Regions from separate parts of the Homo sapiens genome. Here all the other regions are linked to region 2. Evidence: read pairs that join two places in POLR2A ChIA-PET (ENCODE). Cell type or tissue: GM12878. All regions are shown on one strand.

Region 1 (5,000 bases), 620 kb after region 2:
GTCTCTATAAACTTCCCAGCAAGTCAACAGTGAGGAACTCACTAACTGGTTATCAACATAAGCAGTTTCAGCAAGAACCAGGCTTATATATAAACCCCAAAATAATGGAAGAATGAAATTAGATGTATGCACGAGGTAAGAGGGATCTATTTTAACTGCAACTCCCAAGTTTCCATGAGCAATTTCAGTGACCTTTGTTTCTATATCAAAAGCAGAGGGAGTGGGGGAGCATGGATTTAATGATTCAGTCAACAAGCTCTGAGAGCCTACAATGTGCCAGGCCCTGTTTCTGGCATGCACATGGGATAGGGGAGAGTAACAAAAGGGATGAAGATTCCTGCCTTGTGGAGTTTCCACTTCAGCTGGAGAAGACTGACCATGCGTAATAAACATAATGAGTAGGTTCCCGGGGGATGAGCATTATTGGGAGTCAAGCAGGGTAAGGGTGGCAAGCAGAGAGGAGGGGGGCACTGGCTGCTCAAGCAAACAGGGGAAGTCTTGTCGAGAGAGTGCGGGAACTGAGCATGAGGTTATTTGGAGGAAAAGCATCCCTAGCACAGTGAATAGCTGGAGAAAGGCCCGAGCTGGGGAGCGTGCCTGGTGTGTACCAAGCACCGCAAGGAGTTTGCTGAGTGCATGAGCAGAGGGGCATGGGTATCCCTGATGGGTCCCAAGGAACAGGAGCAGGATCACCGGGAGGCCCTCCCTGAGGCATCAGTAGACTCAAAGAGAAGCCTTCCTCAGTGGACCATGGAACACACCCAGAAAACGGGGCTCCTTCTAAAGGTAGACCCCAAAGTCTAGGTTGGAATCCCTATTTCTTTTGGGATATCATAAACCCATAAAATAAATATTTCAATTATAATTCTAAAAATCTTTTTAGAATTTAATTTCCTCCATGCTTTGTCACTGCAGTCTGGACACAGAGAAATCGCAGAAGTCTTTGTCAAAGTTAGAGAACAAGTTGAAGAAGTCTCCGTCTTCAATAAATCAGTAAAAGCCAGTGTGGAGTAGAGGAGACAAGCCTGAAGTGGGCTATTCAGAAGTCCAAGAGGGTTTCAATGCCAAGCAAAACAAATGGCAAGCCCTCAAAAGCTGTATCTGACTCTATTTTATTGTCAGTTTGCTGTCCTGACTAAACAGAAGGTTTAGTCAGGATGGTCCCCCAGATGGTCCCCCAGAAGACAAACACCAAGAGGTGCCACAGCACAAGACAGTGGTGTTTCCAGGGCTCCCTGGATGTGCTCCCCAAGAACCAGAGTCCACAGCTGAGCTGAGAGCAGGCAAATGATCACAACTTGATTTTTTTTAAATCCTGCAATAGCATGAATAAAGTGGCACAAATCCAAGTCCTAAAGTCTATTTTTGAACCTGCAAAGCTAGAGGGTCTTGTCTTGAGATCCTTGGTGACCCTACCACAGTACTCACATTCCAATGAGGCCCTGTCAAAAACCAGCCTTAGGCTGTGCACGGTGGCTCAAACCTGTAATCCCAGCACTTTGGGGGTGGGAGGATCGTCTGAGCCCAGGAGTTTGAGACCAGCCAGGGCAACATAGTGAGATCCCATCTCTACAGAAAAAAAAAAAAAAAAAAAAAAGCCAGCCCCTCCTCTAGCAGGAGACAAAGCTTCCAAGTCAGGACTTCGGGCAGGAAGACTCTGGGAGCTGCTCTGTAACTCCCTGGAAGAAACATTATTCTGCTAGTGTTCTCCTGTCTCACTGTTAAATGAGTTCTTTCAGCAGCCTTTTTATTTAGTCATAAAGGGCAAAAAGGCTAAGAGAAGCCATGAAAAGACCCCTGAAAATGGCTGAGAGACAAGCTCAGTAAGATTCGTTAACCTTTACCTGGTTACCTGGATTTCTCATAAATTCTAGTGGCCCAACCACAAAACATGTTCTGGCTCCAGGGAATCATCAAAGGCCAGGCTGAGTAATTCTTGTTGCCACAACATCAAACCCAGTTTACCAGAGTCCCTGGAAGGAAACAGCAGCCCCTAAACTAAATGCTACCCGGGGGATTAAGGAAAAAGATACTGCCTTTACTGCATGATCCTACAAACTCCTCAAATTTCAACCCTAAGATTAACAATGGCTCTTTCAATGTAAATGTGTTTAATAACCAGCAACACAGGTTTAACCAAAACTCTGTCCAAACTATATCAAGATACAAAACTCTGTATCCACTCCCAGAAGAAAGAACGTTTAGAAAGTACATAAATTCATCTCTGAGAGGTCTGAGAAAAAGAAAAAACAATGAAAAGACATAAATAGCATATAAGGTATGTAAAAGTACAAGACATAAAAATGAAGAGGGGGGTGTGAATGAGCAGCCAGTATAGAAAAAGCCCATTCAAAGCATGGCCTGTGCATGGAGCCTGAGAAATCTAGCTTGTGGTGCCAGCTCAACCACTCAGCAGCTATGTCCCTTTAGAATCTCTCTACTTCTCCATTTCCTCACCTATAAAATCAGTACAGTATTTGTTGCCACCCACAGGGTAACTGTGAGGGTTCAATGAGAACTTACGAAAAATGTTCAGCAATGAACTTCATGTGCAGCAAGCAGTTAACTGCTAGTGTGGGAACAGCTAGAGCAGTGACACCTACTCTGGCATGTTCCCATCTCACTTCATCCCAGTAGGTAACTGCCTGTTGGGTTTGCTCAAAAGTACGTCTCAGCCGGGCATGGTGTCTCACGCCTGTAATCCCAGCACTTTGGGAGTCCGAGATGGGAAGACTGCTTGAGGCCAGGAATTCAAGACCAGCCTGATCAACATAGTGAATCCCCATGTCTAAATTTTTTAAAACCATTTTTTTTAAAGTACATCTCACTCAGAACACAGTGAAAGCTGAAAGTCCCCAGGCTCCCATAGCATTTGTTGGTATTTCCACCATAGCAAATTTCCACGTGAACCGCCCTACACTGTGAGCTTCTGGAAAGCAGGGCCTATATCTTAAAATTCTTCACAGCCTGAGCATAAAGCAAATACCCTGACACAAAGAATTTAAAAAGTCTGAACAAACGGATGAATAGATGAACAAATGGATGAATAGATGAACAAATGGATGGTTGAATAGATGAATAAACGGATGGTTGAATAGATGAACAAACGGATGGTTGGATAGATGGGAAACAATTTAAATGGCAAGAAAAAGAATCCAGTGTTTTTTTCAAGCCATAATGATTGCAGTGATAAGTGAATGGTGATAAAAGTTTAAAAATTAGAGAGGTCTAGAGGTAACACCAGAATGAAAGGGCCAGGAGCAAGTCTCGGACATGCTGAATCTTGGACAATGATGGGATATCCAAGGGGAAATGTGCAGGAAGCACTTGAAAATGCCAGAATGCAGCTAAGATTCAAACGTTCTCTTAATTTCAATCTTAGGGCTGTTGGAAATAATATTTCAGAGAATTAGAGAACACAAAAGAAAGGAAGTTAAACAGGTTTCAAAAACACATATAGTCTGCAGCTGCTGTGTACAGAAGCCAGAACAGACAAAATGAAATGTGAGACCGATCGTCCTGGAGGTTTACAACACATCACATATGAATGTTTTCATTCAAGACTGGCTCGGAATCATTGTCCAAAGGTATAAAAAGGAGTCTATAAATACTCTTAATATCCCCCAGAAAAATACAAAAAGCTCTCCACTCTGCAACTTCCAGCTCCTGCCCTCTCTCTCTTTCCATTTACCATCTAGTTACCTGAAGAGTTATATACATTTGCCTTCAAAGTTTCCCTTTCAGATCTCTTCCTCTACCCAGCCCTTCAGTGGTGGTATTCCAAGACGACATCCTTGGACTCCTCAATCAGCCCGTGGCATCACCCACTCCCTGGGTTCCACTCCCACTCCTGCGTTGATCATCTCTGGAGTTGCAGGTTCAAATTCAACTATTTAAATGGGTCTCTCAAAGTGGACACTGTACAAGTACCACAAAACTCCAGAGATTACGTCCAAAACCGAAGTCCTATTCTCAGTATGGAAACTCTCCAAGCAGTCATCCAAAGACAGAAACCTGGTGCTCACCTTCGTCACCCTGTCTCTTTCATCTCCTTTCAATGCTATGTCCCTCCCAAACACTGGCAACCAAATCCATCAATTTCATGTCCTTCACTGGTCCTGTATTTTTTCTCTCCTACCTCCTACTCCCACAGCCTGAATTCAAGCCCTCATCACCTAGCTCACCTATCTCCAAAAATTCCTTAAGGGTCTCTCCACTGCCAATCTGAGCCACACTAAGTCAGAAGAATCTTTCTAAAATGCAACAGAATGCTCTGCTTCTCCCTCTCCTTGCCTCCACCTGCTTCCTTTCTCTCTCCCTTCCCCCTCTTGGCAAAAATAAAAAATAAAAATAAAAAAAAGAACGGGCGCAGTGCCTCACACCAGCACCTTGGGAGATGGAGGTTGGCAAATCACTTGAGGCCAGGAGATCAAGACCAGCCTGGCCAACATGGCAAAACCCAGTCTCTACTAAAAATACAAAAACTAGCCAGGTGTGGTGGCACATGCCTGTAATCACAGCTACTCAGGAGGCTGAGGCACGAGAATCACTTGAACCCAGGAGGCAGAAGTTGCAGTGAGCTGACATCACGCCACTGCACTCCAGCCTAGGCAACAGAGCAAGACTATGTCTCAAAAAAAAAAAAAGCAAAATAATCAGCATAAAATATCCCTGGTTTAAACCCTCTCATAGCTCCGTGTCCCACAGAATAAGTCCTGTGTAACAACACATACTGAAGCCCCCCATAACTGTCCCCCATTTCTCTAACCCTGCCTCTGGCCTCCTCCCTCTGCTCACAGCCTACTCTCCAGGCACAAAGAACCATTTGTAGCTCCCCAAGTGGCGAAACTGCTTCACACCTCCTGTCCTCTCATTCTCTTTGCTTTGATATATACTTCTTTGCAATGTTCTCCTACTTGGCACTAACTCATCTTTCACAATCCAGCCCAAGGGCCAGCTCCTCTACAAACTCTCCCCTGGCCAATCCAGTGCCATCCCAG
Region 2 (5,000 bases):
GGGCTGGTGATGAGGCCAAGAGGGAAAGAGGGAGCTCTGTGTTCCATCGAGGGGGCGACAAGCCTGGACCAGATGAAAGTGACTCATGTTGTTAATTAGCGGCTTAGGGCCAAAGGTGGCCCCTGGACCAGTGGCCTCAGCATCACCTGGGAAAAGGTTAGAAATGAACATTCCCAGGCCCCACCTCAGCCTCCTGAATCAGAGCATCCCTTTGGCAAACCATACTGAGAAACAACCACGTGCATCACCAAGCGCTGTGAAGAAGGCAAGCTTTGAGACCTTGAAGGAATCATCAAACTCTGGGCCTCGGTGTGCTCACCCAGGGCGAGACAAAGACGCCATGCTCCTCCAAGTGGCCTCCAAGATTAAATGAGCAATGACTTTTTGTGTGTGTGTTTTTTTTTTTTTTGGGGGGTGGGGACAGAGTCTCTTTCTGTTGCCCAGGCTGGAGTGCAGTGGCAAGATCTTGGCTCACTGCAACCTCTGCCTCACAGGTTCAAGCCATCCTCCTGCCTCAGCCTCCCGAGTAGCTGGGACTACAGGTGCCCGACACCACACCCGGCTAATTTTTTGTATTTTTAGTAGAGATGGGGTTTCACCATGTTGGCCAGGCTGGTCTCTAACTCCTGACCTCAGGTGATCCACCTGCCTCGTCCCCCCAAGGTGCTGAGATTACATGTGTAATCCACCAAACTCGGCCCATACAGTGACTTTTGAAGTGTCCCCATGGGGACCTAGAAGTGCAGTGGCGGCTCCTATTACAATGTGGTCACTGGCCTGAAGGAGCCAAATGGGAGATGATGGGGAGTGGACCTGGGGCCCCCTGTGATCAGGACCACCCAGGAAGACAGCCCAGGGGGCCTCGAGCGATGGGCTTCTTCCCACAGGAGGGCTCTTGGAGCCAGTGACAGGCAGGACCTTGGAGAAAGGGAGGCTTTGGACAGGAGCTGAGGGCAGAGAGGGGGCCTGAGCAAAGATGTGGTAAAGGGGCCACGGTGGAGGCTGGGAAGCTGGAAATCTGAGGCCTCTAGACTGGGATGCAGGGCACACGGGGCCAGTGCGAAGACGGAACCGGTGCTCTGGCAGCGGGTGCCGTGGGCTAGGATGACTTTCTGTAGATGACGGAGCTGGGGGCCATGACCTAACAAGGGGCTCTGCCAGGAGCTTAGAAGTCCTGCCGGGCAGGGAGGGACTCTCTGGGGCTTATTGCAATAGATGCAGTAAAGGTCTCACCAGGTGGGAGAGCCCACCTAGGTGGGGTGTCCCAGCCACCCCCAGCCTTGGGGACTCCTGGGCCCTCCCCTGCCCAGCCCTGAGAGACTGCCCTGTCTTTCTGTGCCCCTGCAACCCCGCTATCCTGGCCAGGGCAGCCCAGAGCAGAGTCCCACCCGCAGGACCTTTCTGGGGACACAGTATGGGGGAGGAAACGCGGAGACGCTGGGAAGAGCATTTGTTACAGAGGACAGTGGCCTCTGCGAGCAAAAATCACAGAACATCAGCCTGAAGCGGGTGGCTAGAGAGCTTTTGGGGGCCCCCAAACTCCACACAGGGTGACCTGGGGGTGACCTTGGAGGCGTGGCTGCTGTGTCCTGGCTTACTCTGCAGTCTGGACAGAGGGGCAGCGCAGCCCAGAGAACTGGTCAGCCAGACCGGTGCACAAGTGATTCCTGGGGGCGGAGGGGTGCAGGAGAGATGTTTGGGTCCCCCAAGGCCTGGGGAAAATGGCCCATGAGTCTGCCTTCGCTCTCTGACCCCAGCTTCCCCACAGACTGGGAAGAGGAAGAGCTCCTCATGAGCTGCCTTAACTCAAGGTTCCCCTGAACACCACCACGTGGAGAAAAAGAGTGAGTTTCCCTGGCCTCCAGGCAAGAGGCTGCCAGCAGCCCAGGGCCTGGGCAGCCAGCCAGCTCCCCAGTGACCTCTGGCTCCCTTCAGTCTTCAGTTCCCTTCCCCACCCGCCTTCAGCAGAAGTGAGAACAGACTTTGGGAAGGGAAGGGAGTTTTACTAAGAAACTAAGAGAAAATGCTCTTGCTCCCCAGCTGGGAGAAACCGAAAACAGAGAGGCCGGTGGGTGCACAGGAGGCAGCCTCCATCCCCGGGACCATGGGTAGCAAGGTGCAGAAACGGACTCATGCCAGCTGGGAGAGGGGGCCACCGAGGGGTCAACAGAGCCAGTCTGCAGTGACCTCCAGGACACCTGCACCTGCCTCCCCACCATCCTTCTGGCCACTCCCTGGTCAGCAGGGCCACTCCCTCAGACCAGCTTCCCAACACACCCAGGCCTCCGGTGCAGCAAGTGCCTGGGAAAGGCTGAGAGGAGAGCTGGGCCGGGGCTGTGAGTGGCCTCCCTTGGTCAGGTGTTCACTCCTGGACGGTGCCCAGGGGCAGAGAGTGTGATTGACCGGTCAGGAGCCACAGGTGGCAGCAGCTCCCACAGGAGGCAATGGTCACCTGGTGGCAGGGGACATATTCCTGAAGGAGGCAGCCAGAAAAGGCATTCCCCACACAAAGTGTGGGAAACTGAGCCGGGCCAGAAAGTGACAGGCTGGTCCAGCAGCCCCAGGCTGAGCTTGGGCACAAAGCCGGGTGCAGTGGCCCACAGCGGAGCTGGCAGGGCCCCAGCCTCAATCCCTTGCGCCCTTACATCTCTCTGTGTTCCGGGGAATGCCTGGCCCCAGCCCTGGCCTCGGGGCTCTGGGAGGCCCTGCTCACCCCCACCCTCCCTGCATGTGCAGGAGGCTCTGTGGCTGAACTCTGCACACACACTGCCTGCGATGCAGCTGGGTCTGCTGCTGGCCAAGGCCAGCACTGGGGCCAGTTCCCTGGGGAATGACCATCCATGTGACCTCCCACCACCCTCAGTGGGGCCTGAGGGACTTCTGAAGGGCGGTGCTTGGGCACACCACGCTCCGGGACCCAGGACTCCAGGACCCATCACACTCCAGGACCAGGGGCCTCGTCGGTCTGGGGTTTCATTCTGGGGCTGGGTGCAGCCTTGGCCTCCCGGCTGTGAACCATCATGGGTGGGGCTGCCTTTTCTCAGCCCAGCAGGTCCCCAGCTGCTTGGAAAGGCCCCAGTGATTACATGAGGGTCACCTGGGTCATGTAGGACGGGCTCCTCCTCTCAAAATGAGAAGACTCACAGCCTTCATTCCCCTTGCCGCGTAGCATGGTGCTCACGGGCTCCAGAAGTTACAGCGTGGACATCTTTTTTTTTTTTTTTTTTTTTGAGATGGAATCTCACTCTGTTGCCCAGGCTGGAGTGCAGTAGCGTGATCTTGGCTCACTGCAACCTCCGCCTCCTGGGTTCAAGCAATTCTCCTGCCTCAGTCTCCCGAGTAGCTGGGATTACAGGCGCACGCCACCACGCCCGGCTGATTTTTAGTAGAGATGGAGTTTCGCCATGTTGGCCAGGCTGGTCTCGAACTCCTGACCTCAGGTGATCCGCCCATCCAGGCCTCCCAAAGTGCTGGGATTACAGGTGTGAGCCACTGTGCCCCGCGGAGCATGGACACCTTCTGCCCACCACGTGAGCCCGGGATCCTGCGGCTCAGAGGTGACTGCTGAGTCTAAGCCCTGGTCTGGCTTCAAGGTCCAAACTCCTTCCACTTCTCTGGGGATTGAGGGGGAGTTTGCTGTACCGGGCCTGCCGGGGCTCTCTGGGCCCCGCCCTGGTAGCTGAGGCCCTGGGGTGCTGCGGCCTCCAGGTTATCTCCCCACTGCAGGCACCCACCCAGGGAGCATCCCAGGGGCCTCAGGGTGGGGGAGGCCAGGAACTAGGAGGTTCTCACTGCCCGAGCAGAGGCCCTACACCCACCGAGGCATGGGGCTCCCTGGGCTGTTCTGCTTGGCCGTGCTGGGTGAGTCCACCAGGGACGTGATGGTGGGGCTGCTGCTGGGGCCTTGAGGTCTTGGGCTCAGGTGGGGGTACTGGGAGCACAGGAGAGATGAGGCCTGAAGGAAGGGCACCTCTGGAAACATGGACAGAGAGGGAAAGATCTGGGCTTGAGTCTCGGACCAGCCCCTAAACTTGCTGTATATGTGGTCCAGGGATTTCTGCACCATTCTGGGCTCACTACTTACCCATCTGCGAAATGGGCGGATGAGAGGCGATGTTGTGGGGGGAGGGGCGCAAAAGAGCTTTTGTGAGTGATGGTGCCAGCTGAGTCCTGGGGCCTCACTACCAAGAATCAGCCTGCTCCTCCCTCCTGGCTTCAGCAGGTGGGTCTCGAGGCTGTCTCTGGTCTCCCCTCCACACCAGGCCCTCTCCTTATCGCCCTTACCTCTCTTACAGCTGCCAGCAGCTTCTCCAAGGCACGGGAGGAAGGTAAGTGGCATAGCCTGCTGCAGGGAGAAGTCCCCCAGCTGGGACCCTGGTGTCAGAACCCCCATGGTGGAGGGCGCCTCGGCTGGGAAGGGAGTTACTAGTGGGGAGGTGTGTGCTGGAGGATGGCTGGACAGTTCTGGAACACTCTCTTCACCCTGCAGGGCCCTAGGAGTGATGGAGATGGGCAGGCCAAGCAGGCCAGTGTGGGGACCTCCGGGGCACACAGGCAGGGAAGTTGCTCAGCTTCCAGCCTTTGGCTGGGCTGTTTGGAGGGAAGATTCCCTGGGCAGGTGCATCCTCATCACTCTGCCCCAGGTCCCTGATCGGGAGCAGAAGCCCCCCCTGAGACCCTCACAGCTCTGCCCGGTGGGCGAGGCCCCGTGGAGGGCTGGGGAATTCTGGTGGGGCCTGGGAGGTTGGGATTCTCTGACCAGGAGGAGGGCCGTGAGAGGATGGTGAAGTTAAGGCTCCCCCAGGGGCCTGACATACACGAGGCTGCCTTCCTTATAGAGGCAGGTGGGGAGTGGAGAGTGTCTGGGACCCAGCTGGGTACAGGACCAGGGAGGAGGGGACGCTGGGGAAGGTCCCTGACAGCCCCTAGCCTGGCCTGCTTCCTCATCTTTGCCTGCTCCATCTTTCTGCCTGCACTTTCTTGCCCCATCCTTCCCTCCC
Region 3 (5,000 bases), 590 kb after region 2:
ACACATATACAGAATGAAAACTGACGAATGTATGTACCAATGTACCAATGTACCAGGTAAAAAAAAGCTTTTTTTTTTTTTTTTTTTTTTTTTAGAGACAAAGTCTCACTCTGTCACCCAGGCTGGAGTGCAGTGGTACGATTTCGGCTCAACGCAACCTCAGCCTCCTGGGTTCAAGCTATTCTCCTGCCTCAGCCTCCAAGTAGCTGGGATTACGGGCTCCTGCCACCACACCCGGCTAATTTTTGTATTTTTAGTAGAGACAGGGTTTCACCATGTTGGCTAGGTTGGTCTGGAACTCCTGACCTCAGGTGATCCGCCTGCCTGGGCCTCCCAAAGTGCTGGGATTATCAGTGTGAGCCATCGCGCCCAGCCAGAAAGCAATATTTTTAACCTAAAAATTGTGGGTTTGAGATTAATGCAGCAGAAGAGTCTGACTTCCTTAAAGAATATTTTCAAAAACCCCCACATACCCTTTCTTAGGCGTGTTCTTTAGGGCGTAAGTCTAGTTAAAAGCAGCTCTATGGAAAGCATAACTGACTCTTAACTTCTGCCCTCCCCTGGGATCTCAGGGACCTGCCAGAGGAAACTCCATTTGTCCCCCTCCTTTTACACCTACCTAAATGCCACTCTGTCTCTCACGGCAATGTCTAAGGGCATCTATTTTAGCAGTGGTTTAAAGGGCAACACTGCCTTCAGTCCCAGGTGACAACACAAGGAAATACCATGGGAGGGGGTAAGGGAAGCGAAGAAGCACCAGTTCTTTAAGGTTACTTGGTCAAAGCAAAGCTGTTCAGTAATTCTACCTCTAAGCTCCCGGCCCCTAACCTCATGCCCCACCCCCATCACTCCCACTGTTGATTAGGGTAGTTCATGTTGACTTTTGAAGCCTCCAGGATAAAAAGTGACTATTACACAGCACCTCCGGTGGGTCTGAAGCTAGGCTCACCCGGAAGGACCAGAAGCAAGTAAGCGTGAGGGACCATGGCCAGGCCCGGCTCACTCCTGCTGTCCCAGCATAGTCACTAGTGTCCTCTTCCACTCTCAAAAGTGTTCCCTTTGGAACTAGATCTTGGCTAGTGTGGACTCACCTTTCAGTTAGAAAAGCACCAAGCAGGCAGTTCAGCCCTGGCCTGGCACGTCCCCTCACTACTGACCCCTCTTCAGATACAGAAGTATCGTTATGGACACCTGTGCATGCTTCCCTCCCAGCGTCCCCCACGCGTGCTGCAGCTTTCAGTGTCGCCCGTGGACACTGTCCAGGATCATTTGCACTTAGAGGTGGGGCTTTCAAATGTGCTTTATAGTGAACCAGAGTGGGAAAAGCCTAAAGAGGACACCCAAGTTTTATTACAACTTTCACAAAATCCACTTGAAACATAGCCAGATATTTATTCCAAACTTAAAAATATCACACATTACCAGCTACAACCCAGTACGCATTTTACTATTTTGTCTTGCAGCATTACAACACCACCATCTGATAAGGTGCCACAATAAAATACAATAAAACACACACACATCCACAAACACAACTCCTGTGTTGACCCAGGGCTTTAAGACACAGCTCTTCAGCAGAATCTCTTGGGATTTAGAAGGCACAGCTTGTCATCCCATTACTCATAGCTCCACTGTTTACAGTACAGGTGTGGAGCAGATAAAGGAAGTTCTACAGACCCTGCCCTCCCAGGCTTCAAACAGTCCTCACCTAACAACCAAAGGGAGAAGACCACATCGTCTTTTCCCTTAGACACATTTTATTTAACAAAACAAGTACTATTTATCCCAAATCTCACTGGTTCTTTCAATCCGATCTCTAATGTCTTTACTTTTTAGTATCAGATTCTTTCTGGATATTTGTGGAATTCCCAGAAGTTCTGACCAACTGTTATTTTGATACAGGAAGTAGACACAATCACCAAGTATGAAGTGGAATCTACCAAGAAACACCCAAGGCGGAACTCTAACGAAAGCAAAGATTGGAGGAGAACTTCTTTGGTTTAAAAACACTGAGTTACCTTAATATCTCTCTCTCTTCTCGCTCTTTCTCTCTCTCTCCTCTCTCTCACTCTCTGACACACACACACATACACACACACACACCCGAGAGAGCCTCAGCTTCCTAACCACTAAGAGACTATGCAGTCTTTCTCCTGAAAACAGTAAGATAAAAACCAGAGTCTAGGTTGGTCCTTAACTCCTCCCCAAAAGGCTCAGTAAACTATCCTCACAGGATTTCACATACTAATGAAAAGAGATACCTAAAACTCCACTCCATATACCCCAAGCCGCATCAGTCCCGGCCGGGGGCTGCGGCTTTGACTCACCGTCCTCCTCTTCGGTTTTAAGGACCATCTTGTTTCCTTACAGCGGGACACGAAAAGTCCGTTCTGTGCTTCCAGGAGAGCGGTAACTTACTGGGAGCCAAGTTTTCCTGTGGGGTCTGACTGGGAGGGGCCGGGGATACCTGTGAAGCTGTCCAGCCACTAGGGCAGCTCAGAGCTGCTTCCTGAACAGACAGGCAATGGCTGGCTGCACGCCTGGGCCAATCAACCTCCAGCCTCCAAAGAAGCGGCACTCCCAGTCAGTGCCACCACCCAGTTCCTGAAGTCGAGCTCAAGCACCTTCCGAGTGTGTTAACCATCTGCTTCCCTGAAAGCAATCTTACACTGGAGTCAAACTAGTTTAGTAGCCACACTTCTAGTCTTTTCTCAAACTCAACCAAAGTCATAGCCAGGACTCACTGCTGTTTTTCTCTTCACTTTCAAGTACAGTTGTCCCTTGGTATCCAAGGGGGACTGGTGCCAGGAACTCCGATGGACACCAAAACCCACGGATGCTTGAGTCCTTAATTATTTGCACATAAGCTACACAAATCCACTCATATACTTTAAATCATCTCTAGATTACTTCTAATACCAAATACAATGTAACTGCTATGTAAACAGCTGTTATGCTATATTGTTTAAAGAAAATGAAAAGAAAAAAGTCTGTATGTATTCAGTACAGGTGTGACCTTTTTTTATTTTCCAAATATTTTCCATCCACAATAGGTTAAATCCATGGATGGGGAGCCCATGGAAAGCCGACTACATTTTCTTAAAATGGAATCATTAAAATCCCTGGTCCCCTCACAATGAGATAATAGCCCATTTCCCAAGAGCATGACTAAGAGATCGTAATCATTACAGCATGTTATGAGGTCACAGGCTAAAAGCAGAAAGCAGATATTAGAGGCAAAAAAAAAAAAAAAATCCAAGGGCCAAACTCCCAATCTAAGTTCAGTTTCATCTCCATTATGATTTCTAATATGCTGCACCCAAAGATTCTTGCCTGCACAGTCCTATCATGTTCATGACACATATTCATTGTTGAAGATTAGAAAATAGTAACAAGGAAAAAAAACACCTTAATCCTATCACCAAGAGATAGCCATTGGTGACATTTTGGTAGACATTTTCCAGACTTTTGTTATAAGTATTATATATATTCTCTCTCTCTTCTATAGATACACACACACACACACACACACACACGATATTTTATATGTCGTTTTATAGCTACTTATTTTTACTTATAACATTTTTTCATGACTGTAAATGGACATCTATCACATTTATTATTCTTCTCAGTCTAGACATAATATTTAACCAGTCCCATATTGTAAGACTTCTAAGTGATTTCCAATTCTTCTACGTATCTCAATACACGTGTGCACACGTTTCGGCACATCTCTTTAATTATCTCCATAGAAAAAAATTCTCACAAGTAGAACTGCTGGATCCAGACATAGCTTCCCACCTCATCATCGTAATAGATAACATTTATTGCATGCTTACTCTGTGCCTAGCTTGATGTGACCTAACTCATCTAATCCTGAAAACATCCCATGGGGTGAGTGTCCTCGCCATCCCCAGATCACAGATGAGGATGCTAGCACCCAGAGACGTTGCATGGCTTGCCAAAGCACGAGACCTGGCTGCAGAGCCCATCCTCCGCACCCTGCTCTCTGCTGGACTCCCAAACCCCTCTCCTATTAGTCTTCATTGTAAATGCAAACACCTGCAGCAGCTTTGCAGGAAGTGCTAGACTTTGGCCAAGTCTCACTGGGGAGCTGGGAACACACACATCTACAGCAAGACAACGGGGCGCTGTCTCCAGTCAGACTCTGAAGGTGCTGACATGACTCCAGGGCAAAGACTTCATCACATTCTCTTCTTTCTTGCCTAATAACAGTTGAATAAATACATATGCATATATTTAAAAAAAAAAAACACTTTGTTTTGTAGAGGCAATTAATATAAACCCAACGTGTCACCTTTTGGTTTAGTATGTCAAAATCACAGTTGTAAGTCCCAGCCTGCACCATTTCAAAACCTATGTTTAATGATTCCCAAACAGCATTTCTATCTTCTGGTATCAGGTCTGATTCACAGCCAGTGATCCCAACTTGTAAGAGGGCAGGTCACTTCTATTTTCTCCCTACTGTCAAATGGTATAGCGTTTCTCTGGAATAGACACCCAAAGGCAGAAAAGCTGGTCATGAGGCCTGAGTACTTAAAGCTTTCACAGATGCTGCCAAAGTGCTTGCCACGTCCCTGATGGGACCAAACTTAACTTCTGCCAGTCAGACAGTGGGAAACGGTTTCTCGTTGTTGTTGGTCATTTGCACTGACCTGATTACTGATGATGCTGATTATCTTTTCGTAAGTTTGAGGTATTTCCTCTTTCATGAATTGCTTTTTCAAAGCCTTTGCCCACCTTTCTATTGCTTATCATTTTTTAAATGATTTGTAGATTACAAATCCTTTGTATGAAATGTTACAAATATTTTGTCATAACCAGTCACTTGTTTTTAAAAAGTTTTTACAAAGATAGTTGTATCTTTTGTCTTATCTGTTTCGTTCAACATTCACTGAGCACATTAAGTGCCAGCCACTAGTGAGACATCAGAGGACTAAAGAGACAAAATGCCTGCCCTCGTGGCGTCTCCACTCTAA

Evidence for each region. Peaks named below come from ENCODE experiments on the same cell type or tissue, not always from the same donor. Only the 100,000 strongest peaks of a DNase experiment are listed, where the experiment ranks them.
Region 1: POLR2A ChIA-PET joins it to region 2 with 5 read pairs; 3 of 35 experiments call an interaction of 5 or more read pairs at or near these places.
Region 3: POLR2A ChIA-PET joins it to region 2 with 5 read pairs; 1 of 35 experiments calls an interaction of 5 or more read pairs at or near these places.

What each region holds. Positions count from the first base shown.
Region 1 is chr17:78,764,513-78,769,512 of GRCh38, forward strand. The region is part of intron 1 of CYTH1 (cytohesin 1); the gene reads right to left. Among named protein-coding and RNA genes, the nearest start is that of CYTH1, 15 kb to the right of the region's middle. RefSeq lists an enhancer at 4,410-4,579. In GM12878, a CTCF peak has its summit at 4,835; no DNase peak of the experiment used is centred here; H3K4me3 peaks cover 1,612 bases; H3K27ac peaks cover 3,298 bases.
Region 2 is chr17:78,142,584-78,147,583 of GRCh38, forward strand. It overlaps TMC8 (transmembrane channel like 8), which reads left to right. Exons shown (of 16, transcript NM_152468.5): 16 at 1-385. It overlaps C17orf99 (chromosome 17 open reading frame 99), which reads left to right and starts at 3,802. Exons shown (of 5, transcript NM_001163075.2): 1 at 3,802-3,861; 2 at 4,296-4,328. The coding sequence starts at 3,825. RefSeq lists enhancers at 1-30, 4,825-5,000 and silencers at 1-39, 1,308-1,377. In GM12878, no CTCF peak of the experiment used is centred here; a DNase peak (open chromatin) is centred at 1,948; H3K27ac peaks cover 4,081 bases.
Region 3 is chr17:78,734,365-78,739,364 of GRCh38, forward strand. All of the region lies in intron 1 of CYTH1 (cytohesin 1), which reads right to left. Among named protein-coding and RNA genes, the nearest start is that of CYTH1, 45 kb to the right of the region's middle. In GM12878, no CTCF peak of the experiment used is centred here; DNase peaks (open chromatin) are centred at 622 and 2,562; H3K4me3 peaks cover 3,733 bases; H3K27ac peaks cover 4,478 bases.